5 separate regions of the Homo sapiens genome follow, and regions 1, 2, 4 and 5 are each linked to region 3. Evidence: chromatin loops called from intact Hi-C (ENCODE). Cell type or tissue: Caco-2. All regions are shown on one strand.

What was found. Peaks named below come from ENCODE experiments on the same cell type or tissue, not always from the same donor. Only the 100,000 strongest peaks of a DNase experiment are listed, where the experiment ranks them.
Region 1: a loop joins it to region 3, with 6 times the contacts of the local background. A loop is called at or near these places in 5 of 110 quality-filtered maps.
Region 2: it touches region 3 in a loop (2.6-fold over the local background); 5 of 110 quality-filtered maps call a loop at or near these places.
Region 4: it touches region 3 in a loop (2.8-fold over the local background); 3 of 110 quality-filtered maps call a loop at or near these places.
Region 5: it touches region 3 in a loop (2.8-fold over the local background); 6 of 110 quality-filtered maps call a loop at or near these places.

The regions. Positions count from the first base shown.
Region 1 is chr11:4,069,830-4,074,829 of GRCh38, forward strand. STIM1 (stromal interaction molecule 1) reads left to right here. Exons shown (of 13, transcript NM_001382567.1): 6 at 197-374; 7 at 4,673-4,850. Among named protein-coding and RNA genes, the nearest start is that of RRM1, 22 kb to the right of the region's middle. RefSeq lists an enhancer at 2,890-3,184. In Caco-2, a CTCF peak has its summit at 3,059 (motif pointing left); a DNase peak (open chromatin) is centred at 3,062.
Region 2 is chr11:3,735,411-3,740,410 of GRCh38, forward strand. All of the region lies in intron 12 of NUP98 (nucleoporin 98 and 96 precursor), which reads right to left. Among named protein-coding and RNA genes, the nearest start is that of NUP98, 60 kb to the right of the region's middle. RefSeq lists a silencer at 456-656. In Caco-2, no CTCF peak of the experiment used is centred here; no DNase peak of the experiment used is centred here.
Region 3 is chr11:3,805,893-3,810,892 of GRCh38, forward strand. PGAP2 (post-GPI attachment to proteins 2) reads left to right here and starts at 2,668. Exons shown (of 7, transcript NM_014489.4): 1 at 2,668-2,759. RefSeq lists a silencer at 2,589-2,918. In Caco-2, CTCF peaks have their summits at 2,113 (motif pointing left) and 3,428; DNase peaks (open chromatin) are centred at 2,169, 2,649 and 3,399; H3K4me3 peaks cover 1,696 bases.
Region 4 is chr11:3,694,381-3,699,380 of GRCh38, forward strand. It overlaps NUP98 (nucleoporin 98 and 96 precursor), which reads right to left. Exons shown (of 33, transcript NM_016320.5): 25 at 4,702-4,968; 26 at 1,069-1,226. Among named protein-coding and RNA genes, the nearest start is that of CHRNA10, 25 kb to the left of the region's middle. RefSeq lists a silencer at 2,055-2,275. In Caco-2, no CTCF peak of the experiment used is centred here; no DNase peak of the experiment used is centred here.
Region 5 is chr11:3,709,459-3,714,458 of GRCh38, forward strand. It overlaps NUP98 (nucleoporin 98 and 96 precursor), which reads right to left. Exons shown (of 33, transcript NM_016320.5): 19 at 4,360-4,537; 20 at 3,106-3,270. Among named protein-coding and RNA genes, the nearest start is that of CHRNA10, 41 kb to the left of the region's middle. In Caco-2, no CTCF peak of the experiment used is centred here; a DNase peak (open chromatin) is centred at 3,053.

The DNA.
Region 1 (5,000 bases), 260 kb after region 3:
GGCTAGCAGAGAGATAGACATAGAGCTTACTGTAATAGTGTATGGCAAGTGTGTATCTAAGAAGAGAAACTAATTCCTTCTCAGTGGGAGAGTGTGTCTGTTATGGAAGGCTTCATAGAGGAGGGATGCAGTGGAGTCTGCAAGGCTAAGTGTGCAGTGGGCACCCTAACTCATCATGCCCTCCCCTCTCTGGCAGTGACTCGCCATAATCACCTCAAGGACTTCATGCTGGTGGTGTCTATCGTTATTGGTGTGGGCGGCTGCTGGTTTGCCTATATCCAGAACCGTTACTCCAAGGAGCACATGAAGAAGATGATGAAGGACTTGGAGGGGTTACACCGAGCTGAGCAGAGTCTGCATGACCTTCAGGAAAGGTAAGGCCTGCCCCTTCAGGAAAGGTGAGGCCCTGCCAGTTCTTGGGAACCTCCTATTTCCACCTGGGTGTGAGCCACTTGGCCCCTGAGACCTTGTCAGCATGGCAGCCCAGGCTGCATCATCCTTCCAAAACTGCATTGCAAGTTTAGGTTGCTGATATTCCAATTGCTATTGGGCAGTTATTCCTCCTGGGGAGAAACTTGTTTCTATCTTTTTTGCCTCTTAGCTTCAGAGGGAGAAATGTGTAGCTGCCAGAGGTCTTGAGCTTCCCATTGCTTGTTATGGGGTCATTCTTCCTTCTGCCTGTCTCTGGACTGCTTCTCCTAGCATATAAATAGATGTAATGAACTGTTCTTTACTGTTCCCCAAAGAAACCTCAAAACCTTCCTTCTTACTGTCCTTAGTTCTTTCTTATAAGGAGTCTAAATCTCATAAACACTAACTTGCTATATAACTTTGGATAAATTTCTTTCCCTCCCAGGATTTATTTCCTCATTGGTAATATGAAGGGATTGACCTTGGAGAATGCTAAACTCTCCTAGGAGAACACTTCCAACTCAGATGGTCTGGGATTCTGTTAAAATAAAATGTGACTTCAAAACTATGGCAGAAGATTTAACTGTGAAAAGAGAGTGCCCGTCAGTCAGTCAGTCAGTCCTGACGTCTAGGAACCAGTTCTGTGATGGCAGTTATGAGAAATTCACTGGTCCTGAGAAAAAAAACTTACACACCCACAAGAAGCAGCAGTGAGAGCACACTTAATGCAGACTTAGTTCCAGACTCAGCTTATAGGATAAGAATGCTAATGTCTAGAAAGACAAAGAGGTGGATGAGTGGATGTGGGACTCTGAGGAGGTAGCCTTTAAAGATGGGTAGCGAGGTCCTAGGTGTTAAGGTTGAGTGTATAGGGTGGGGTCAGATCCCTGGAACCTTAAGATGCATGTGGGGAAGTTAGTAGGATGCAGAAGGCAATAGAGAGTCAAATCAGGTTTTTTTGGTTGTTTTGTTTTCGAGAAGAGGAGAGGTCTATTCAAGACTGTCTTTTAGAAAATGATTCTGGAAGCCTAGGGACTCTAGTTGGGAAGTCTTTGCAGGAATTCATGTAAAAGGAAATGAAGTCTTGTCTTTTCATTTATTTCTATTTATTATTATTATTATTATTTTGACTCTGGGTCTTGCTCTGTTGCCCAGGCTGAAGTTCAATAGCATGAACATGGCTCACTGCAGCCTCCACCCCCTGGGCTCAAGAGATCCTCCTGCTTCAGCCTCCTGTGTAGCTGGGTGCATGCCACCATGCCTGGCTAATTTTTTTATTTTTTGTAGAGACAGGGGTCTTGCTGTGTTGCCCAGGCTTTTCCTGAACTCCTGGACTCAAGAGGTCTACCTCAGCCTCCCAAAGTGCTGGGATTACAGGCCTGAGCCACTGTGCCCAGCCATTGTGTTATTTTTAAATGGTAAACACTATTTAATTTGGAGGGGTAGGGACAAGACTTCTTGTGAGCCAGGTATTGTTAAATACTTAAATGCATTATTACTTTTAATCACTATGGCCCTTTGAAGTAGGTACTATTAGAGTTGGGGAAATGAAGGCTCAGAGAGGGTAAGTGCTTTGTTCAGGGTCATATATCAGTAAGTAGTGAACTAGGAATTTTGACACTCCAGGGTGCTGCCTCTACTGAGGTAGCAGACTTATTGGATTTATTTCCATGGGCTGGGCTTCTAGGGAGCAAGAGGGGTCTGATCTCTAAGCTGATTCCTGGCTACTTTGCTGGGCCCCTTGTTCTTGGGCCCTTTGCCAGTTAGGAGCTAACTGCTGCTGTCTGAGCAGTCCCCATACCTCATTTGTTTGAAAAACATGTACTGTTTCCATTCCAAAGGCAAAAGAATCTAGGCAGGAGACATTCCAAGTTTGGGGATAAAACTAAGCTCCCAGCACTCCCTGCTCCCTAAAGCTTCCAGAGCTAAATGACCACTGTGGCACTTAGAAAGAGACAAAGACACCCCTCCCCTTTTCCCCCTAGAGATAGGCTTGCACACATGCACACATATATCCTCCTCTGAGTGTCCAGAGCCCACATGCCACCTGGTTCCTCCTTGTATTAACAGACCTGCAATGCCAGCTTTCACAGAGCTTTATTACAGAGTTCCTGATAATTTATGTGAATAAATATAATTCTACATATACAGTCCAGTTAGGATTTCATTGAGTTTCAAGATAATTATTTGAGGCAGGCAGGAATTTTGATTCCCAAAACAGGCAAAACTTGCTCATAGTCACACAACTGCTTAGAGCCAGGACTAATTGCAATGCTAATTGTTGTTGCCTTGGAGTGGGGCAGTGCTTAATTGTATACTTATTTGCTCATTTCTACACCCAACAATGATTATTGTTCTCCATCTCTAACAGACCTTATTGGAACTATGAAAGGGTGTCAGTCTTGATTCTACTTTAAAGGAGCTCGCTATTATTATAAAGGACAGACATATCATAGTATTGGCTTTTCTCAAGAGGCTGCTTTCATAAAAGGACAGTATTTCAGTGAAGAAGTGAATCCTTAATGGTGTAACTTTATATAGTTGGGTCATGGAAGAGTACAGTAAAGGAGGATATTCAGCAAGGGAAGGAGATGGCAGGAAATGGCGCCTCTGATTTGTCTTTGCCTATGCATATATCGCCATCTGGTGTTCATTTTCAGGGGGTTCAACTCCCTTTCTCTTCAGGGACAAATTAGGCAGATCACAATTTGCGGGAAGCTTGCAGCCTAACATTTCCTCTTCTTACCTCCTTGCTTGTTCCATGATGTCTTTTGAAGTCTCCGCCACTGATAGCTCTGGACTTAGAGGTTTTTTTTTTTTTTTTTTTTTTACAGATTGAGTTCTGTTTGTTTCATCTACTTAATTATCTCAGTGGTCAGTGTTCTCTAGGGGTCCTTCTTGTTCTGTAGTCTATCCTTTCTTTTCTATACCTCAAGTCTAAGCTATATATCTTATCTCTTCTTCACCATCCTTTCTCCTTCCTAATCTGGTCCCCTGGTAACCTGGTGGTTTTTACTTAGAAAGGAAGACCAGACAGTAAAGTCCGTTTTCTCTTCCAAAGGGATTAGCAAACTCTCAGTCTTTGTTCTGGGTGTAGCCCAAGTCTCTCTTTCTTTCCCTGACTCCTTTCAGGCAGAGCTGATGACTCCATCTTTTGGGAAGACCCAAGACCTTATATATCTATATCTATCTCTTTCTATTATAGAATTTGTCACACTGAATACAGTTATCTGTCTACTTGTCTTTGTTGGAGTAAATCATGAGCTCCTCAGTGGCAGGGAGAGCTTTCTGATTTATCGCCACGTATTTAGGGCTTAGCACAGGGCTTGGCACTTAGTAGGCACTTGAAAGAACTCGGTGAATGAATAGATGAATGAATGAGTGTATTAACATAGATAGCCGTGTGGAGGAAAGAAGTGAAGAAGCGGGAAGGCTTGTTTAGCTGGATGGAAGGTTTTGTCGGTGAACTGAGGGAATGTGTGTGACGGTGCAAGGGTAGACTTACATTATAACTCATGCCCTTGAGATCTTATCCACTAAGGAAGATACTTAGGAAAGGAACTCAGGGCCTGGGGGCAGCAGGGGACTCTCCTGAGTCCTTTGGCATAAATTTAATTTGTTTTGTGCTTCTGGGAACAGAAGCTCAGGAGTCCAAGAGGACTCCTAGCTCAATAGTTCCTCCTCATCTTCCCTAATCCACCCCTCTGCTACCACCCCAGTCATTTCTCAGCCATTAGGTTTTCCCTGGATCTTTTTGTCAAGCTTGCAGGGTATTCTACATTCATTGAACTTTCTAGATACCACTACATAAGAGGAATAATTGTGGCATTTGAAGTCACACAGATTGGAATTCTAGCCTCAGTTCTTCCTACAAGTTGCAAGACTCTGTATCTGCCTGTCCCAGGCTGATAATGATACCAATATATCATTATCTGCTGGGAGGACAAATGGGAAATACCTTGTAAACTGGTACTTGTTATGATTTTAGTATGAGATAGTTTCGAGGAGGGATTCAGATGCCTGAGAGCCTGGCTTCATAGCCTTGATTACTGGCAGCAAAATGATGGTCAGTGTGTGAATTAGGTAATGACTGTGGTTTCTATGGGCCTTGAGCTAGCTCAGAGCCAGACACACAGCAGAGCAGGGAGAATATATGCTGAGAGTTGGAGCTGTCATTTTCCTCTTTGATGCCATGACTCATGGCATGTTGGCTGGCACCCCCTTGCCTGGCCTCCTCCAGCTCCCTGCATTGCCCCCCCAGGCTGCACAAGGCCCAGGAGGAGCACCGCACAGTGGAGGTGGAGAAGGTCCATCTGGAAAAGAAGCTGCGCGATGAGATCAACCTTGCTAAGCAGGAAGCCCAGCGGCTGAAGGAGCTGCGGGAGGGTACTGAGAATGAGCGGAGCCGCCAAAAATATGCTGAGGAGGAGTTGGAGCAGGTAGGAGAGTCCACAAATTCCTGGACACCTTGACGGGTGGGTAAAGGGCAGGGGCCCAGGGTCTGGCTAGAAAGTTACATGTGTGAGGAATTTGAAATATGATCCAAAGACTATGTTCTAGAGTCACTGGACTCTTACCAACAATAAGAG
Region 2 (5,000 bases), 70 kb before region 3:
CTTTTTGAAGAAGTGGTCTTCAAAATGCTCAGATCAATGGTATCATTGGGGCAGAATGTGTGTAGAGCAAACTGTAAAGAAAATCAAGAATCAAATAAGCTAATAGGTCAAATTTAGGAAGAGACATTTCATAAGATACAATACTCATATAAATTCACTTACACAGTGTTCACTGTCACTACTAATCAAAGAAAGGAAAATTTAAACAACCCTGATGAAATATTTTATGCATACCTATCACTGAAATAGCTGCATAAAAAGCCATAGTCTTTGACTTCTAGAAACATTATAGACTGGTTTGTCTAAAGGAAATAATACGACAGTATACAGGGCAAGTAGTGTGTGTGTGTGTGTGTGTGTGTGTGTGTGTGTGTGTGTGTAATTGTCTAAAGGAAATAATATGACAGTATACAGGGCAAATACTGTGTGTGTGTGTGTGCGTGCGTGTATGTAATTGTCCAAAGGAAATAATATGACAATATACAACAGGACAAGTACTGTGTGTTTGTGCGTGTACACACACACACACACACCCAGGCTGGAGTGTAGTGGCATGATCTTGGCTTGCTGCAACCTCTGCCTCCAGGCTCAAGTGATCCTCTAACCTCAGACTCCCAAGTAGCTGGGACTACAGGGGTGAGTCACCACACCAACAACAGCTAATTTTGTGTGTGTGTGTGTGTGTGTGTTTTGTTTTTTTTTTCAGAGATGGGGTTTCGCCATGTTGCCCAGGCTGGTCTTGAACTCCTGAAATTGAACTATCTGCCCACCTTGGCCTCCCAAAATGCCAGGATTACAGGAGTCAGCCACCATGCCTGGCCTCTATTTTTTAACCTCATAATTTTAATCATGAAAATTTAACTCGAACTAGAAAGAAAATAAATTCCTAAGCATTCACTGCATAGTATATATACAGTCAAGATATGGAAACAACCTACGTGTCCAATATTAAGTTAATAGTTGTAGGCGGGGTGCAGTGGCTCATGCCTGTAATCCCAGCACTGGGAGGTCGTGGCGAGCAGATCACTTGAGGTGAGGAGTTTGAGACCAACCTGGCCAATACAGTGAAACCCCACCTCTACTAAAAATACAAAAAATTAGCTGGGCGTGGGGGCGCACACCTATAACCCCAGCTGGAACCCAGGAAGTGGAGGTTTCAGTGAGCCGAGATCGCGCCACTGCACTCCAGCCTGGGTGAAAGAGCGAGACTCTGCCTCAAACAAACAAACAAAAAAGTTGTAAACATCATGACACATCAACATAGGTTATGTAGTTATTAAAAATAATAATTTGTTTCATTGTGGAAATATGAAATTATCTTTAAGTAAAATTTCCAGAATAAAAATATTATGTACATTAAGGCTACAGAGGAAGGCAGCATACAAACAAAAATGTGGTTTTTTCTTTTCCCCCAAATCCAGGTGTCTTCCTGAAGAAAATGCTTAGGCTATCCTTATAAGTTTATTATTTACATTTATTTAACATTCACATAATATAAACTGAAAGAAAAAAGAAATCACTAAGCCTAATTTTTTCTCAAAGTGTAAGAACATCTGTTATCAATTGCAGAGAATTTAGGGAACAGACATAAGTAACAATGAAGACTATTCATGATCTACCATTGTACCAAGTAAAACATTAAGAAAAAAGCAAAACCACTACAGTATACCCTGACTGAAGAAGAAACCTCTTTGCAAGATAAAATCTCTTTCCAAAAATACTGATCAAAACCCAAAACATAATAAAGTCATTTTACAGACAAAAATACTACCTTTTTCCCTTATAAACATTTACAAATAAAGTTACTGCCAAAATATAATACAATAATCCACAGTAAAGGAGTGACATAAAACTTTCTGAAAAGTCTCACAATGTTGTGGGGAGTGGGTGGAGAACAAAAGCAGTAATAACAAAAAAAAAAAAAAAAAAAAGAGGCTGGGCGTGGTGGCTCATGCCTGTAATCCCAGCACTTTGGGAGGCCGAGGCAGGCGGATCACAAGGTCAGGAGATCGAGACTATCCTGGCTAACATGGTGAAACCCTGTCTCTACTAACAAAATAGAAAAAATTAGCCAGGCATGGTGGTGGGCACCTGTAGTCCCAGCTACTCCGGAGGCTGAGGCAGGAGAATGGCGTGAACCCAGGATACAGAGCTGGCAGTGAGCCAAGGTCGTGCCACTTCACTCTAGCCTAGGCGACAGAGCGAGATTCCGTCTCAAAAACAAACAAACAAACAAAAACAGAACAGGCTGCTATAGCTAAATTAATGAAAAAGAAGAGTCAAAGGTTTCTTAAAATCGATGTATTCAATAAATACTAAAACACCGTACATTCATGTTGATATTTAACTAGACAGGACAAGTTTGCTCAGGATCTCAAACCAAGAGATGTCAATTTTAAGAGCACAGAGTAAATCATCTGTATTCAGAAAGTTCCTAAATCCAATTTAAGAGCAAAAAATAAAGAAAAGTTTTTTTTTTTTTGGTACACAGTACTACAGATTAACAGCATACTGCTATTTTGGGGACTATGCAAGGAGACTCAAGAAAAACTTTAGAGAACTCCAAACCTCACTGGTCATTTTGTTACTGGACAGGCAATTACTCATTTAGAAAACTGACCTGTCTTAGTTGATCCCATCGTTTAACAAGTACAAATCATTCTACCTGGGCGTTCTCAAAAAAAAAAAAAAAAAAAACCAAAGACTTCCTTTCACAAATCCAAACACAAGAAAGTGCATGAGCATGATTTTATATCTGTATGAATAAATATAAACTTTGTGTTAACTGTAGTATTTAAAGACACAGGTAAGAGAGTATCTTGATAGATTAGCAAAAACAAGAAAACAAACAAGCACTAGTTAAGCAACTACTGGTATTACATTCAATCTTGGTCAAAATAATTTGAAAACTTTCCAAAGAACAAATTCCAAAGAAATTTCAAAATAAAAGATTCCAAAAAACTAAATCATAACCAAATGATTAAAGGGATAGGGAAAAGTACAAAAACCAAGTCTTCTGATGAAACACAAGAATCTGATGATACTTTATCCAGAAGAAAGTCAGTGGGTTACCACAAATATACTACAGCAAGGCATGGTGGCTCATGCCAGTAATCCCAGCACTTTGGGAAGCTGAGCAAGCAGATTACTTCAGGTCAGGACTTCAAGAATAGCCTGGCCAAAATGGTGAACCTCTATCTCTACTAAAAAATACAAGAATTAGCCGGGCATGGTGACACATACCTGTAGTCCCAGCTACGCAGGAGGCTGAGACAGGAGAATTGTCTGAACCCAGAGGCAGAGGCTGCAGTGAGCCAAGATGGTGCCACAGCACTCCAGCCTGGGTGACAGAGTAAGACTCCTCTCAAAAAAAAAAAAAAAAAAAAAAGGAAAGAAAGAAAAGAAACCATACATACTAGACTGGTTTTGCTTAGCTTTAGGAAATAAAAGTAGAACCACTGGGTGGAAACTCTATGGAGGAAGGATTTGGTTTCCACACAACCAGAACAGAAGAACAGACTGTACTGCCTGTAAGGAAGCCACCATACCTGAGGTTTTTTTAAGACAAGGCACACTCACATAGTTCTAAAGTACCTTCAACTAAGATTCCGTGGTATAAAGATGTACATTCTAAAAGTAAATACAATTACCTTTAAATGGGCAGTAATGTTAAGGCACACAAATTTAATATTAACTAAATTCTTGTGTCAGGAACTTTGGAAAAAGAGATGGATTATTAAAAACCAGTCAAAAAGCTATACAAGTAAAAATGGCATATTACAATAATTTATGCTACCACCTTCTACTAAAACCAATAAAAAATGAGAAAAAAATAAAATTAAAACAATTTTTTTTTTGAGACAGAGTCTTGCTGTGTCACTCAGGCTGGAGCGCAGTAGCGCGATCTCGGCTCACTGCAACCTCTGCCTCCCAGACTAGGCAATCCTCCTGCCTCGGCCTTGCGAGTAGGTGGGATTACAGGTGCCTGCCGCCACGCCCGGCTAATTTTTGTATTTTTAGTAGAGACGGGGTTTCACCATGTTGGCCAGGATGGTCGAACTCCTGACCTCAGGTGATCCACCCGCCTCGGCCTCCCAAAGTGCTGAGATTACAGGCGTGAGGCACCGCACCAGGCCTATTTTTAATGATAAAGCTAAGTATAAAATCCGCACAGAGATCAATGAAAACTCGAATTCACCTCCGCTCTCTCCAAGACCTTATTAAATCTTTGGCTAAAAAATATTAACATTTATATATATAAACCCACAATGACAAACAATGGGAAGGTGGCAAATGAACACATGAGAAAATCTAACAAATTTCTAGGGGAAAGATGTGGACAGAGGACTGATCAAGCAGGATACAGAAAACTATAGCTTAGAGTACACTCAAAAGCAGTTACAGCTGACCTTTGAACAACACAAGTTTGAACTGTGTGGATCCACTTATGTGTGGATTTCCTCCTCTGCCACCCCTGAGAGAGCAAGACCAACACCTTCCTCCACCTTATGATTTTCCTAATAATACATTCTTTTCTTTAGCTTACTTTATAGTAAGAATATAGTACGTACTACATATAATATACGTAATTTGTACTGTTTATGTTGTCAGTAAAGCTTGGGAATCAAAGATTATTTGCAAATTATCAACTGTGTGGGGGTCAGCACCCCTAACCCTCATGTTGTCCAAGGGTCTACTAGTATGATCAAATGACGCGTATCTACCTTGGAGAATCCCAGAAGTCTAGGGACTTCAGAATACCAGGTTTGATGAAGTAGAATTGAAAACAGGAAGAGGAAAGAATTAATGGAAAGTCTAAGCCAGGCGCGGTGGCTCACACCTGTAACCCCAGCACTTTGGGAGGCCGAAGCGAGAGGATTGCTTGAGGTCAGGAGTTCGTGACCAGCCTAGCCAATATGGTGAAACCCAATACCTACTAAAAATACAAAAATTAGCCGGGCGTGGTGACATGGGCCTGCAATCCCAGCTACTCAAGAGGC
Region 3 (5,000 bases):
GCTAGGATTGTCTCGATCTCTTGACCTTGTGATCCGCCCACCTTGGCCTCCCAAAGTGCTGGGATTACAGATGTGAGCCACCACGCCCCCGCGAGACCTTGTTTTAAATAAATAAATAAAACCATTTTATAGACGAGGAAACAGAGGCTCAGGGCTATATGGAGAATTGCCCATATTTCCCAAATCACCAGAGAATTAAAGAATTAATCTAAATTAGAGCACCTCAAGGTTTGGGCATTGGGGGTAGTCTAGAGGCAGGGAGAGGGGACCCAGCCTCAGGGAATGGTACTTAGGGCCAAGAGAACAGACAAGGTGTCAAGATAGGGAACAATAGCCAGGAGCAGACACCCCTGGTTGGAGCTAGACAAAGAGGATGACATGAAGCCCCAAGGCAGAAAACCTGAATCTAGTTGCCAAATTTGGAGAGAGGTAGTTCTTTTTGTAAAGTTTTGCTAGTCCATTTGTCCTGGGACCTTAAAGAACAGGATAGGGGAGAACTCAAAATCAAGAAAAGTAGTTTTTAGAACAAGACACTCTGAGTGCGCACCTTCTCCAGACTTCGGAGCCCCTCAGAGTGCGTCTGAGGTATCTCTGGGTCCTCCACCATTGCTCCACATGAGGCCTGTCAAAGAGAGGGCCTAGACTGGGTGAATGAACAAAAGTGAACACATGAAAAAGAGCTCTGGCAAATTAATCAACAAATGCTAAGTGGCATTAACAGCATATAGTGGATTATGTGAATTATCTCAGGTACCAGACTTGAGTCCTGGTTCTGGCATGTATTAGCTGTGTAAGTAGGTAACTTGGTTTCCCTGTTTTCCATTGTAAAATGAGGATATTAAATAGTATCTACTGGCGGAGGCTCATGCCTGTAATCCCAGCACTTTGGGAGGCCAAGGCAGGTGGATCACCTGAGGTCAGGAATTCGAGACCAGCCTGACCAATATGGCGAAACCCCATCTCTACTAAAAGTACAAAAATTAGCCGGGCATGGTGGTGCCGCCTGTATTCCCAGCTACCCGGGAGGCTGAGATAGGAGAATTGCTTGAACCCGGGAGGTGGAGGTTGCAGTGAGCCGAGATCGTGGCACTGCACTCTAGCCTGGGTGACAGAGTGAGACTCTGTCTCCAAAAAAAAAGAGAGAAAGAAAGAAAAAAAAAAGGCCAGGCGCGGTGGCTTACACCTGTAATCCCAGCTCTTTGGGAAGCCAAGGCGGGGGCAGATCACGAGGTCAGGAGTTTGACACCAGCCTGGCCAAAATGGCAAAACCTCGCCTCTACTAAAAACTACAAAAATTAGCTGGGCGCAGTAGCGGGCGCCTGTTAATTCCAGCTACTCGGGAGGCTGAGGCAGGAGAATCGCTTGAACCCTGGAAGCGGAGGTTGCAGTGAGCCGAGATCGTATCTATTTTCACAGGTTTTTTTTTTTTTTTTTAATGGAGTTTCGCTCTTGTCGCCCATGCTTGAGTGCAGTGGTACGATCTCAGCTCACTGCAACCTCTGCCTCCCGGGTTCAAGCGATTCTCCTGCCTCAGCCTCCCAAGTAGCTGGGATTACGGGCGCCCGCCACCGTGCCCGGCTAATTTTTGTATTTTTAGTAGAGACGGGGTTTCGCCATGTTGGCCAGGCTGGTGTCAAACTCCTGACCTCAGGTGATCCGCCCGCCTCGGCCTCCTAAAGTGCTGGGATTACAGGCGTGAGCTACCGCGCCTGGCCCTCACAGGGTTTTTATGAGGATTAAATAAATGAGATAAGAAGTAAGAGTGCCTGGGATATACTGGGTGTTCAGAATGTGTTATTGCTGTGAGGATTTAAGTGGAAAAGTGCGATGTTAGGTATGGCTAACTTAGAGGTCCTCCACCCGCTGCAGATGCTCTGACTACCCACCAGTGTGCTTGCAGGAGGAATTCTTGGTCCCTTCACCCTCCTTCCCTGTTGGGCTGGGATGGTCTTTGCAAAGGGAGCCAGGGGTCCCCCTCAAGTTCTTTCATGGGTCAGTCATGGTCAGGGTAGGGAGGGAACTCTGGCAGCTGGTTTTGGGGGATCAATCCTCTCATTGTGGGGAGACCCAAGGCTGGTGGCTGGAAATCCTTTCTGCGCTACGTAGGACAGGGCGCCCTCTCCTGAACAAAGGCGGGAACAGCTCTAGGCCAGAGTTTCTGGGATGTGCCTCACCGGGTCTCACTGCCTGCAAAGGTGCTCTTCCCATTGCTGAAATGTCCCCAACCGCCCTGACGAGCAAAGTTTGGGGGAGGGGCGCCAGGGCTGGGAGGAAACTGGCTTAATGTTTCAGAAGGGCGAGGCTGGATAGTTCGGTTAGAATGGAGGTGCGAGGCAGGAGAGACGGGCGGATGAGAAAGAAATCCGGCCCCTGTTGAATTAATTTTGTGTTCTTTCAACAGGTAGATGGAACGCAGCTGAGAGGTAAGGCGACAAGGTGGCTTATCCAACATGCTCAAACTCAGGTATCCAGAGCTCTTCCGGCTGCCCTCACGCAGCCGAAATTAGTGGGGGCAGACCCGGGCTGTAAAGCATGGTTTGAGGACACGCCAGATTGAGGAGGAGAGCCAGGGGTCGGGGTCTCCAGAAGCGGGGAGGAGCCAGCGGAGGATCTGGGCGCAGTTTCCTCTCTAAGTTCCGCCCCGAGAGCGCCGGCCCCGCCCCCGCCGTTCGCGCTCTGACCAGCCCGCAGAGCCAGCCCCCGACCCCGGGCCACCTGGGCCCCCGGGTTCCGCCGGCACTCTCGCCACCACCGCGTGGGTGAGTATGGGCATGGATGTGCTGGGCTGCCGGGCAGCCCCACTCGGGAGCTTGGCCGCGCGGTCTGGCCTCTGCAGGGCCGGGCCCCACGCTGTGGGAGTCCTGGTACCTGCCGTCCTATCGCACACACTCTGTTTCCCAGGAACTGCTGCTCTCTGGACTTGCCGAGCTGGCCCCCTTCTTCTCCCTCCCCAGCGTGGGGCCGGGTGTGCAGGGGTTGAGCTCTCCCTTTATTCCGCGGGGCCTCCTGGTCAGGAGTCCTAGGTGGGGAGGATGGGGCCCCGGGGTTGGAACCCCATAGAGTAGTTTTGAATGGCAGCTGTGCCATTTATTAGCCTTGGCCTTGAGTAAGTGTTTTGAACCTCCCTGAGCCTCAGTTTCCTCATCTGTAAAATGGAAATATACAGGCTGTAGCACCTACCTCATAGAATTATGGTGAGATTAAAAGAGACAATGTATATCAAGTACAGAGCAGGGGGCCTAGTATTCCGTAGGCACTCAGTAAATGTGGGTTCAGACTCGAGGCTGAGGAGATCTCTAGGGACTTTGGAGCTGAGGTAGCTCCAAAGAAAGCAATTTTCAGCTAAGTAGTACCTGTGAGGAATGTAGAACTATCTGCAGGCTGAACAATTGCCCTTCAGCTCCACCCTGAGGTGTGGAGTAGAATGACCAAGTTGGAAGGACCTTAGAGGTAATCTAAACCATGTGATTCCCATGTTGCAGAACTGTGGAAACAGATCTAGAGTGCTTAAGTGGCTTGCCAAAGGTCACACAGCTAAATGGGAGGCCAGGCATACCTCCAAGAATTGGAATGGATTATCCCTTGAACCTCCTCATCAACTCCTGATTTGGGCAGTGCCTCTTCATTCCCTGAAGATCTAGTCTTCAATTTGGGAATCCTAGTGGTTCCTCAGGGATCTAGAGCTGCAGCCTTCAGGGAGGGATACTGGGAGGGAAGACTAGTGCTACTGCAACTGCAGAGTCTAGGTTTGGGCTGGGTGAGGAAAATGTTCCCCATCTAGGGCCCTAAGGGACTTAGAGTCCATTTAGGGATGATCCAGGGAATGTGTTTTTTTTCTGGGAGGGTCACCAGAGCCACTTCCAGCTCCCTGGGATCCCTGATGCTCCTAAAAGGGAGAGAGGAACTTGAGCAATTGGAGCAGGCTGCCTGATCAGGTCTGGCAGCTGGGGGAAAATGGGTGAGAATGTGGAGGCGTAGCCACCTGGCTTGTTCTGGAATGCCAGGATGGCAACCTAACTGAGATCAGGGTTCTTTTTGAGGGTGGGACTAAAGGGAGAGTCTTGTGGGTGGGGTCAGGAAGAGTTGGGACTTGATTTGACAAGGTCTTTGAGCCCAGAAGGGTATATTCTTTATGTGTCTGGAGCCAGCCCTAGCTTGGCAACAACAAGCCAACGTTCCAGGGATGGCTTTCCCTTCAGCTCAGCACAGGGCTTTGAGGAAGAGCCAGCCCTTCTCTCTCTCTGAGTGTCTTGGTTTCTCTATCTTTACAATGGGAATAGGGCTAACTGCCTCATCTATGTAGATTTTGGTTTTTCCTTTTCTTCCTCCTGTGAACAGGTGCCTCTTCTGCCTCTCTCACTCCAGTCCTAACCTGACCTTTCTCAAGTTCAGACACAGAGAGGAAGGGGTCAAGGAAGGCCAGAGTTGCAGTGTGTAACTCTTCGTGGGTCCCACATGTATCTCTTTGTTATGTGATCCTGAGCAGATTCCTGCTCCAACTTTCCCTTCTGTATACTGTGCGGAGCTGGGCTAGGATTGTTGGTATACACTTATTTGTTATAGTTCCTGACCTTAGCTACCCTTATCTAAGGGGGAAATCACAGCCCCCAGGAACCCTCATCTGTTCACAGGAGGGTGATGTGGACAGCCCCCTGGGCACTGGGAAGCCTCCAGAAGCTGACCAAGCAGCTCTCTCCAGCAAACAGCAATCCCAGGCTAGCACCAGGCCTGATTCTGCAAAGCCTTTCACCCTGGGGGCACGTGAGGGAGCAGGCTGGGACAAGCAGGGGGCTTGGGGTTCTGTCAGCTTCCATGGAATCCCTGCCACTGTGGACTGCGGTGCAGGCACACAGAGCCTGGGAAGGGACTGAAGGTGCAGGAGGGCCCTGGGCCAGTGGGGAAGCAAATGAGAGCTGATGAGAGGCCTTGAAGCCTGGAGGCTGGGCCGAGGCTCAAAGGCCTGGGGGAGGAGATGGGCCATGCCATCCACTGGTAGGTTT
Region 4 (5,000 bases), 110 kb before region 3:
AACAACAACAAAAATAACGCTTCATGACATGAAAAAATATTCACATACAGTAGGTTTAAAAAAAAAAAAGCTGCAGGGGGCCGGGCGCGGTGGCTCACGCTTGTAATCCCAGCACTTCAGGAGGCTGAGGCAGGCAGATCATGAGGTCAGGAGACCGAGACCATCCTGGCTAACATGGTGAAACCCTGTCTCTACTTAAAATACAAAAAATTAGCCCAGCGTGGTGGCAGGTGCCTGTAGTCTCAGCTACTCAGGAGGCTGAGGCAGAAGAATGAGGTGAACTTGGGAGGCGGAGCTTGCAGTAAGCCCAGATCGTGCCACTGCACTCCAACCTGGGCAACAGAGCGAGACTCTGTCTCAAGAGAAAAAAAAAAAAAAATGCTGCAGGGCTGATGCAGTGGCTCATGCCTGTAATCTCAACACTTTGGGAGACCTATAGGTGACAGGATCCCTTTAGGCCAGGAGTTCAAGACAAGCCTAGGCAACATACTGAGACCCTATTGCTATAAATTCTTTTTTAAATGAACAAAATATAAATAAAAAAAATCACAGAACTCCTATGTATAATTTATTTCATTTGTATATACAAACATGTAAATAGGAACAACATATATGTGGATGTAGACTTAAAAACTAGCTGTGTATGGTAGCGTGTGCCTGTAGTCCCAGCTACTTGGGAGGCTCAGGTGAGAGGATCACTTGAACTTAGGAGATGGAGGATGCAGTGAGCCAAGATCACCCCACTGTACTCCTGCCTAGGCAACAGAGCCAGACCCTATCTCAAAAAAATTAATTAACTAAACTAGAATATTTCTGTGAAGATAAAATTATTTATATTGTTTACCACTATATGATATGGGATATGATACATTTTAACATTTTAATTTCTATACAACTAGATTTTTAAAAGTGTGCATGCCTGCCTTTATAATTTGAAAATTGTCCAATGTGTAAAACATTTTGTGTAACTGTGCACAATTTACAAAGATCACTCCTTGCCTCAACCTCAAACCAGCTTCAATTTATGAAAAAACCAATGTGAGATATTATGGTAAAAGTAGAAGATACCGGTTTTCCAGCCAACAGAGCAAAGATGCGCAGTCTCTCATCCTGGATGAAGGAGTCTGCTTGGAGCTGATGCCAGTCCACCAACTGCATGGTGAGCAGCTCCCGGACTGACTGGCTACCCACAAACTGAGATAAAAGAAGAGCAAGACGATGATCCCCTATAAGAGAAATGGAAGTTTTTTGGTTATTACTAAGGGTTTATGGACTTCGTCAAACACTTGGGGGCATTATCTTCATTTCTTCCAGCCTTCAGAAGGGAGGATTTAACATTGTTAACTGCTTTCTGCAGTAGTGCCAAAATATTGATCAAAAACTTACCATTTTCTGCTTGGATAGAAAATTTGCAAAGTAGTTTAACCTAAATTACCTATAGACTGAATAGCATATAGACATCAACAACAGATCTACCACTACTTCTGTGATACTAGGCAAGACACCTCAGCTACAAAATGGAGGAAAACAGCCCGGCATGGTGGCTAATGCCTGTAATCCCAGCACTCTGGCAGGCCAAGGGAGGTGGATTACTTGAAGTCACGAGTTCGAGACCAGCCTGACCAACATGGTGAAACCCCGTCCCTACTAAAAATACAAAAATCACCGGGCGTGCTGGTGCACACCTGTAATTCCAGCTACTTGGAAGGCTAAGGCAGGAAAATCACTTGAACCCATGAGTTGGAGGTTGCAGTGAGCCAAGATCGCACCATTGCACTCCAGCCTGGGCAACAAGAGCGAGACTCTATCTTAAACATAAAAAGGAAAAATGGAGGAAAACACTGGGCACGGTGGCTCACACCTGTAATCCCAGTGCTCTGGGAAGCCAAGGCGGGCAAATCACTTGGGGTCAGGAGTTCGAGACCAACCTCGCCAACATGATGAAACTTTGTCTCTACTAAAAATACAAAAATTAGCCTGGCGTGGTGGCACGTGACTGGAGTCCCAGCTACTCAAGAGGCTGAGACACGAGAACCACTTGAACCCAGAAGGCAGAAGTTGCAGTAAACAGAGATTGCACTACTGCACTCCAGCCTGGGTGACAGACCAAGACTCTGTCTTGGTGCAGGGGGGAGGGAAAAAAAAAGGCCGGAGGCAGTGGTTCACGCCTGTAATCCCAGCACTTTGGAAGGCTGAGGCAGGCGGATCACCTGAGGTCAGGAGTTCGAGACCAGCCTGGCCAACATGACGAAACGGCATCTCTACTAAATATACAAAAGTTAGCCGAGTGTGGTGGCACGTTACCTGTAATCCCAGCTACTCAGGAGGCTGAGGCAGGAGAATCGCTTGAACCCAGGAGGCAAACGTTGTAGTGAGCCAAGATTATGCCACTGCACTCCATCCTGGGGTACAGAGCGAGACTGTCTCGAAAACAAAAACAAAAACAAAACAAAAAACAAAAAAAAAGGGGGGGAGTAGTAAAGCAAAAGCTTTTAGTAACCTAAAAGGCAGTACCTTTACCAGAGGTTTAGCCTTACAGTCAAAATAAACAGGAAGAAAGTGGAGTTTATGAATCAACAGCCCTAAGAATCTGACTCTGGCATGCCTTAAGATCCTCTCCTACTACATGTTGGTGTCCTGGTGAGCATAACCTTTTTTTAATGATTCATAATAAGTTCATACAAGATCAATCCCAAAGATAAATTCTCACTGTACAAATGCACAAAGACCATAAATAGTACCAGACGGAGGCTGGATGTGGTGGCTCACGCCTCTAATCCCAGCACTTTGGGAGGCTGAGGCAGGAGGGCTGCTTGACGCCAGGAGTTTGAGACCAGCCTGGTCAACATACAGACCCCATCTCTATTTAAAAAATAAAAAGAAAAGAAAACAGGAAGCTACCAGGCTAAATGTGTAGTGACAGTGGAATGCAACAAGCCCTTTATATAGCTTACTGATTCTGGCTTTTCCTGTGATTTGTTCCTTATAATCCCAAAAGTGGCAAAACTCTTCAAAATAAATCCAGTCGATGGCTCCAATTAGTTGGCTTTGGATAAATTAGGTTCCAACAATCAAGGTTTGAATAAGGATCTGATCATATTAGATTAAGCTGAACTATGCCATCCTGTATTCTTATCAAGACTTTATGGCCAGGCACGGTGGCTCATGCCTGTAATCCCAGCACTTGGGAGGCCAAAGTGGGTGGATCACTGGAAGTCACGAGTTTGAGACCACCCTGGCCAACATGGCGAAACCCTGTCTCTACTAAAAATAAAAAAAAAGACAACTAGCTGGGCATGGTGGCAGGCACCTGTAATCCCAGCTACTCAGGAGGCTGAGGCAGGAGAATCGCTTGAACCCAGGAAGTAAAGGTTGCAGTGAGCTGAGATCGTTCCACTGCACTCCAGCAGTCTGGTAAACACACAGACAGACTCTGTCTTAAAAAAAAAAAAAAAAAAAAAAAAAGATTTATATCTAGGCAGTCATTAAGTACTTGCTGAATTGCCTCATTAGTGAAAGGGAACTTAAAGAAGTAAATATATGCATATAAATTCCTTTTAAAAAGCCAGTGAGTACCTCAACCCAGAAATTCAACTTCTATATATTTATTTGAATGAATTGATATAGAACATATTTTATAGCAATTCAGAGTACTGTTTATAGTTTTAAAAAAAGTCTCAATGTGAAGGAAGAAATTTACTACTATGGTACATTTATACATAAAAGAATGCTAAGAAGTATTTGATAATTATCTGTATTACAGGGCATTTGTAATGTGCCACATGAAAAGAACAGAATATAATACACAGCAGGATATCACCTTTGAAAAGTTCACAAGCATATGTCACAGTGTCTGGACATATTTGTATGTATTACAAAGTAAAGAATTAAGTACAAATTGCACATTAAAATGTTTGCAGTGAGTAGTAGTCACAGGATTTGGGTGATTTTGATTGATAGCTTATCTATGCTTTCTAGTTTTATTACAAATGTAATATAAAATTTAAATTTTAATCAAGTAAACAATGTTTAAGGTCCTAAAAAAAGAATTAGAAGACATAGTTCGGCTGGGTGCAGTGGCTCACACCTGTAATTCCAGCACTTTGGGAGGCCAAGGTGGGTGGATCACCTGAGGTCAGGAGTTCGAGACCAGCCTGACCAACATGGTGAAACCCTGTCTCTACTAAAATACAAAAATTAGCCAGGTGTGGTAGCAGGCACCTGTAATCTCAGCTACTTGGGAGGCTGAGGCAAGAGAATCGCTTGAACCCAGGAGGAGGAGGTTGCAGTGAGCCGAGATCGCACCATTGTACTCCAGCCTGGGCAACAAGAGTGAAACTGTCTCAAAAAAAAAAAAAAAAAAAAAAAAAAGTCATGGTTCCTATTCTATAGGAATAGGTGGGTGTGATCTACCCACCTTGGCCTCCCACAGTGCTGGAATTACAGGCATGAGCCACTGAGCCCAGCCGCACTATGTCTTCTAATTCTCTGTTTAGGACCTTAAACATTGTTTACTTGATTAAAAGTTAAATTTTATGTTATATTACATATTCCACGGGAACCAGCAATCTTTCTGGGAAGTCCGCAATTAATACTCATAGGCTAGAAGCCAAAGGGAAATGCACAATTAGCGGGGAGCGGTAGGAGGCAGTGAGTAGGAAGGCGACAGAGGCGCAGAGAAGGACCATATGCCTTCCCCACCTGACTGCTGGGCCAGAGAGCAGGCCTCACTGATCCTTTTGCCTGTGAGGTAGCTGAATACAGCCTCCACAGGGCTGTTTTTTTGGGTTAAGGAGACTTCCTCTTCAATCTGAGGTGTGGCAGTACAGGATAGCCAGCGGGAGAAAGCTCTTCTTCGCTCCAGAATTTGAATGTATTCACGGGGTTCATTTAGCTGGCTGTCAAGCTCCTTCAGGTGGCCCCATAGGGCTTCACATAGTGTCCATGTCAGGCTCCAGTGCTTCACAACTAAGGCAGGAAGAGAAAAACAATGTTACGAG
Region 5 (5,000 bases), 96 kb before region 3:
CATTGGGAGGCCAAGGCAGGATACTCATTCGGCCAAGAATCTGAGACCAGCCTGGGCAACACAGCAAGATCCTGTCTCTAAAACAATAAATAAATAAATTAGCTGGCATGATGGCATGCACCTGCAGTCCCAGTTACTTGGGAGGTTGAGGTGGGAAGGATTGCTTGGTCCCAAGAGTTCAACCAGCCTGAGGAACATAGGAAAACTTTGCCTCAGAAAAAAAAAAAAAGTCATTAACTTAAATTCACTTAGTGAACAATGCTAAGTTTCTGAGCAAGCCAATTAGCCTGCCTTGATGTTACTGAACACAAGTTACACTTCAGTTATAAGGCTGAGGTACACTCTGGGGACTGTTGTGGGGTGGGGGGAGGGGGGAGGGGGGAGGGTATAGCTTTAGGAGATATACCTAATGCTAAATGACGAGTTAATGGGTGCAGCACAGCAGCATGGCACATGTATACATATGTAACTAACCTGCACACTGTGCACATGTACCCTAAAACTTAAAGTACAATAATAATTTAAAAAAAAAAAGTTTACAAAAAAAAAAAAAAAGGCTGAGGTAAAAACCTACACGTATCTCTACCTGAGTGCCAAAGGCCTGAGGTCTTTCAACATAGTTTTGAAACCTGATTGCACATTTCAACCACCTGGGGAGAAGCATTAAAATATAAATATGCCTGAGCCCCATGCCAAATCTGTGGAATCTAAGTCAAGCTTACCAGGGCATTGATGCAGCCAGCTGGAAATTGGATCCCAGACCAGGATTTTGAAACTAATGTTCTAACCACAGAACAAAATACTCTGCAACTACCTTAATTCATCTCTGTGACTAAGGTTTATCTGCCAACCAACATTTTCTCTAACCTAAAAGGTACAGGAGAGAAGATCACATGAAAATTTAGTTACCTTTATGTTTTCTGGTTGCTTAGATTTACTTGCTTTTTTTAAGAGCAAAAGCGAGGCTTAAGAACCAACTGGAAACAGGGGACTGACGATATTATATAAAAGGTAATGGAACAAATGTGACCATTAAAGAAAAATACACATCTTCCTAAATACCTAAAGAAACAGGCCTCTCTCCCCCAAGAAAAAAAGAAGCTGAAGTTTTGCAATCAACCTCTTTAAGGGGTGAGGTGATGGTATGCAGTCATCTTGACACAGAGATGAGAAGACTGCTATTTCCAGTATACTCAAACGGCACAAGTAGTTTCCCCATGCAAAGTAAAATGTAGGGTCTTTGGTGCTAATAACAAACCACTGGCATTTCCCATCAGCTTCACTTGGGTCAGTGAGCAATAAATATGAAAGAATTCTCTAGAGTCCTACATTTCTGCTCCAACATACCAAGCTCAAGGCCTTAGAAAATAATGCAAGTAAACAAAACCTAAAGTCTGGACATTTAAATACCTCTATCCATTTCTCTCATTTCTGCTCTTCCCAACCAAAAGGTCAAAGACCATTTCCACTTCCTCAGTCAAAGCTACTTGCCCATTTTAGGCTAGCCATGGTGACTCACGCCTGTAGTCCCAGCACTTTGGGAGGCCAAGGTGGGAGGATCACTTGAGGCCAGGAGTTCAAGACAACATGAGTTGAGGCCAACATGGCAAAATCCCCTCTCTACTAAAAATACAAAAAATTAGATGAGTGTGGTGGTATGCCCTGTAGTCCCAGCTGCTTGGGAGGCTGAGGAATGAGGCTGCTTGAACCTGGGAGGCAGAGGCCACAGAGAGCCGAGACTGCACCAGTGCACTACAGCCTGGGCGACAACTCTTTCTCAAGGAAAAAAAAAGCTACTTGCCCATTTTAAATCCTTACTACCTCTTTTTGCTAGAACCTTGATCTGAAATTTTTGGGTGCTCAATTTTTCAAAGAGCTCTCACAAACACAAGTGTCAATATAGGAGTTTATAGTTATTTTTCTACTATTTCTATTCTGGCAATTAAAGAACCTAGAAACTACTGTCAACATTACAAACATTTTCCTGTCTGTCCATAAATGAAGCTTTTCTTTTTCAGCTGGGCCAACTGGAAAGAGGTTATCTTTAAGATCCTACATATTACTTTTGTTACAGAAAATAAGGCCATCTGACTCTTTCCCTCAGAAATACATATATTTATAATAAATATATATATAAGGTTATAAAAAATTAGGAAAGAAGGAGATGATACAAAGCATATGACAGACAAAATGAATATGGATAACTGGAAAACCAAGTCTATAGCATTTCATTTGTCAATGGAGATTTCTTAGGGGCATTCTAAATGCTACCAAGATTATAAACATAAAAGTCAATATATTTCCAGTTTCCCACATTTATCATACCCTCCCCTCCCCTGTACGCGCAAACATGTATATACACACATTCTCCAGAAATGCCTCCTAAGAGATTATTTAATAAATCATAAAAACCACACATTTCAGCAGCCATAAGAATTATAGCATGGAAAATACCAAAGGTCTAGCTTTCAGCAGCTGAGAGGTAGAGGATGCTTTACAAAGAAATCCCGTATCAATGATACAAGTAATTGCGATAAACAATGTAGGCCCTAATCTCCCCAAGCCAAATAATAATTCATTTACATTCCCAAACTATTTTTCATAAAGATTATGTACTATTAAAATACAAATATCAAGGTTACCCGAAGTATAAGCAAACAACTTTAAAAAAATGGAGATTAAAAACCCTTTCAGAAAGCTAATTTAACTTTTAAAAAACCATGGAGGTAAAGAAAAAGATTAAACTGCACATCAGGTAGTCAATAAAGGCAGAATTTACTGTGCATGAACCCACATGAGCAAATCTTAAGTTAATCACTGAGCAGAGAATTCAGCAAGTCCAAATGAGAGAGAACAAAGGGTTTAAAAATGACAATCTGTAGAGGAATAATCCAAACAGCAAGAGAATTCTTTAAATCTCTCCAGTAAAAAGACAGATGCCTGCAAGACCTCACGCCCTCCCTTGCACTTGTTTCAACGTGATTGCCAATGTTTGTACTCTTCAAAGTTCCAAGGGTCATAAAACAGCTTTGTATTAGCTGAATGACTTGCTTTCAACTTCGGTATCACGGATTCCATTCAAATTCACTGTCCTTTTTTCTCTACCTGAGGTGGAGGTGCAGGTTTGCCATTAAGAGCCATCTGCAAGGGCGTAGTCTGGCTTGCAGGAGGCAAAGGAGCAGTCTTCAACTTCTTTGTACTAGTTTTAGACGGATGCTCCTCCTCCTCTTCATCAGAATCCTGAAGGCCATACTTAGAAAAATGGGAGACCTAAGGAAGAGAAGAACCCCACAAAACAACTTAAACATTATGCTTTCCCAATACCTGCCTTTGCAATCTTGCAGCATTACCTTAAGAAAAAAGAAAGAAAAGGGGAGAAATATCTAAGTATTTAAAGCAAAATATATCACCTATCACACTTTTATCTAAGATTTAGAAGACGTTTGATGTATGCTCTAGTTGCTCATACTAGTAAATTAATAAAGATTACATAATATACATTAAAATGTCATTTAAACTGTAATCATTAATATAGGAAACTTAATCCAAAGACTTGTTATTATTTTCACAGACATATATTGCCTGTTATCCTCTATCTACCCAAGGGCCTTTAACAAGTTAAATAATTCAACCAGCCTAGAATGGGAGGAAATCATTGGATTAAACTATTACGGACAGTCAACCTCTTCATCTCCAAAAATCTTTAAAAGTAAGAATGACAATTACATAGGAAGAGTTGATCCAATAGACACCTGCCTGATGAATTACTGAAGTCCCTAATGATGACAAACATTAGAAAAACTACACCTTAGAAATGTATTTATAAATCCTCATAGGAGTTGGGTAGAGGACTTGAATCACGAGCCCACAGTTTGTAAGAACTCATTACTGCTGAATTTTAACTAGGTTTGTAGTTTGGAGTGAATCATAATGTATCTGTACATCTCTCTCCAAATTTCTAAAAATAAAGAGAATTTGGCTGGGTATAGTGGCTTACACCTGTAATCACAGTACTTTTGGGAGGCCAAGGAGGGAAGACTGCTTGATCCCAGGAGTTGGAGACCAGCCTGGTCAACACTGAGAAACTCGATCTTTACAAACATTTTAAAAAGTAGCCAGGCATGGTAGTGCATGCCTATAATCCCAGCTACTTGGGAGGCGGAGGCAGAAGGATTGCTTGAGCCCAGGAATTTGAGGCTGCAGGGAGCTATGATCCCACCATTGTACTCCAGCCTGAGCAACAGAGCAAGAACCCCATCAATCAATCAATAGAATTTAGCAAAGGATCCCTTCCAACATAAACGTTATGTGACTCCAAATATAGTTTATAAAAGTCTGAACTGGGTTAAATGACTATACCTTAAACACCCAAGAACCAGTTTCAGGCCGGTATTCTTTGAATTGAGCTCCCTGTTTCCTTGAAACTGCTTCCAATCTTCCTTCATAGTTGATATCAGCAAGGCGATCTGGGCTCTTTATTAAACAACGAGATGTTTTATCTGTTGGCCAAACTCCATCCAATGTAACTTCAGCCTTCCTGTAAAACATAACCAATTAAAGTAACCAATTAAAGTAAAAGCGCTTCATATATAAGACCAGAAAGCCACCTAACACATAAATAGTGAATAATGGTAACTATGCTGCCTTGGAATTATTCTGCATGTGTCATAAACTTGAGTTTTGCCCCATAAGCTTAAGAGCAAGGAGTCACTCCTACATTGACAACTCAATATCTGGTTCTAGAGTCAGACTGCATTTATTTAAATTACCATGGTACATCAATTATTTCCAATCTCATTTTCACACTTAAGCTAGGAATCACTAACTTATTTAAGTTACAGTCCAGTGGTACGAACCAAGTCTTATGCAGGTCTTAAAGGGCTACCGTACTAAATAATAATAAAAAACAGCTACTACCCATTTACTAAAAACAAATGCTTAGAAAATGAAGTATCAGGAATATCGGTATGAAGATGACTACAAGAGTGGTGGTGTACCAC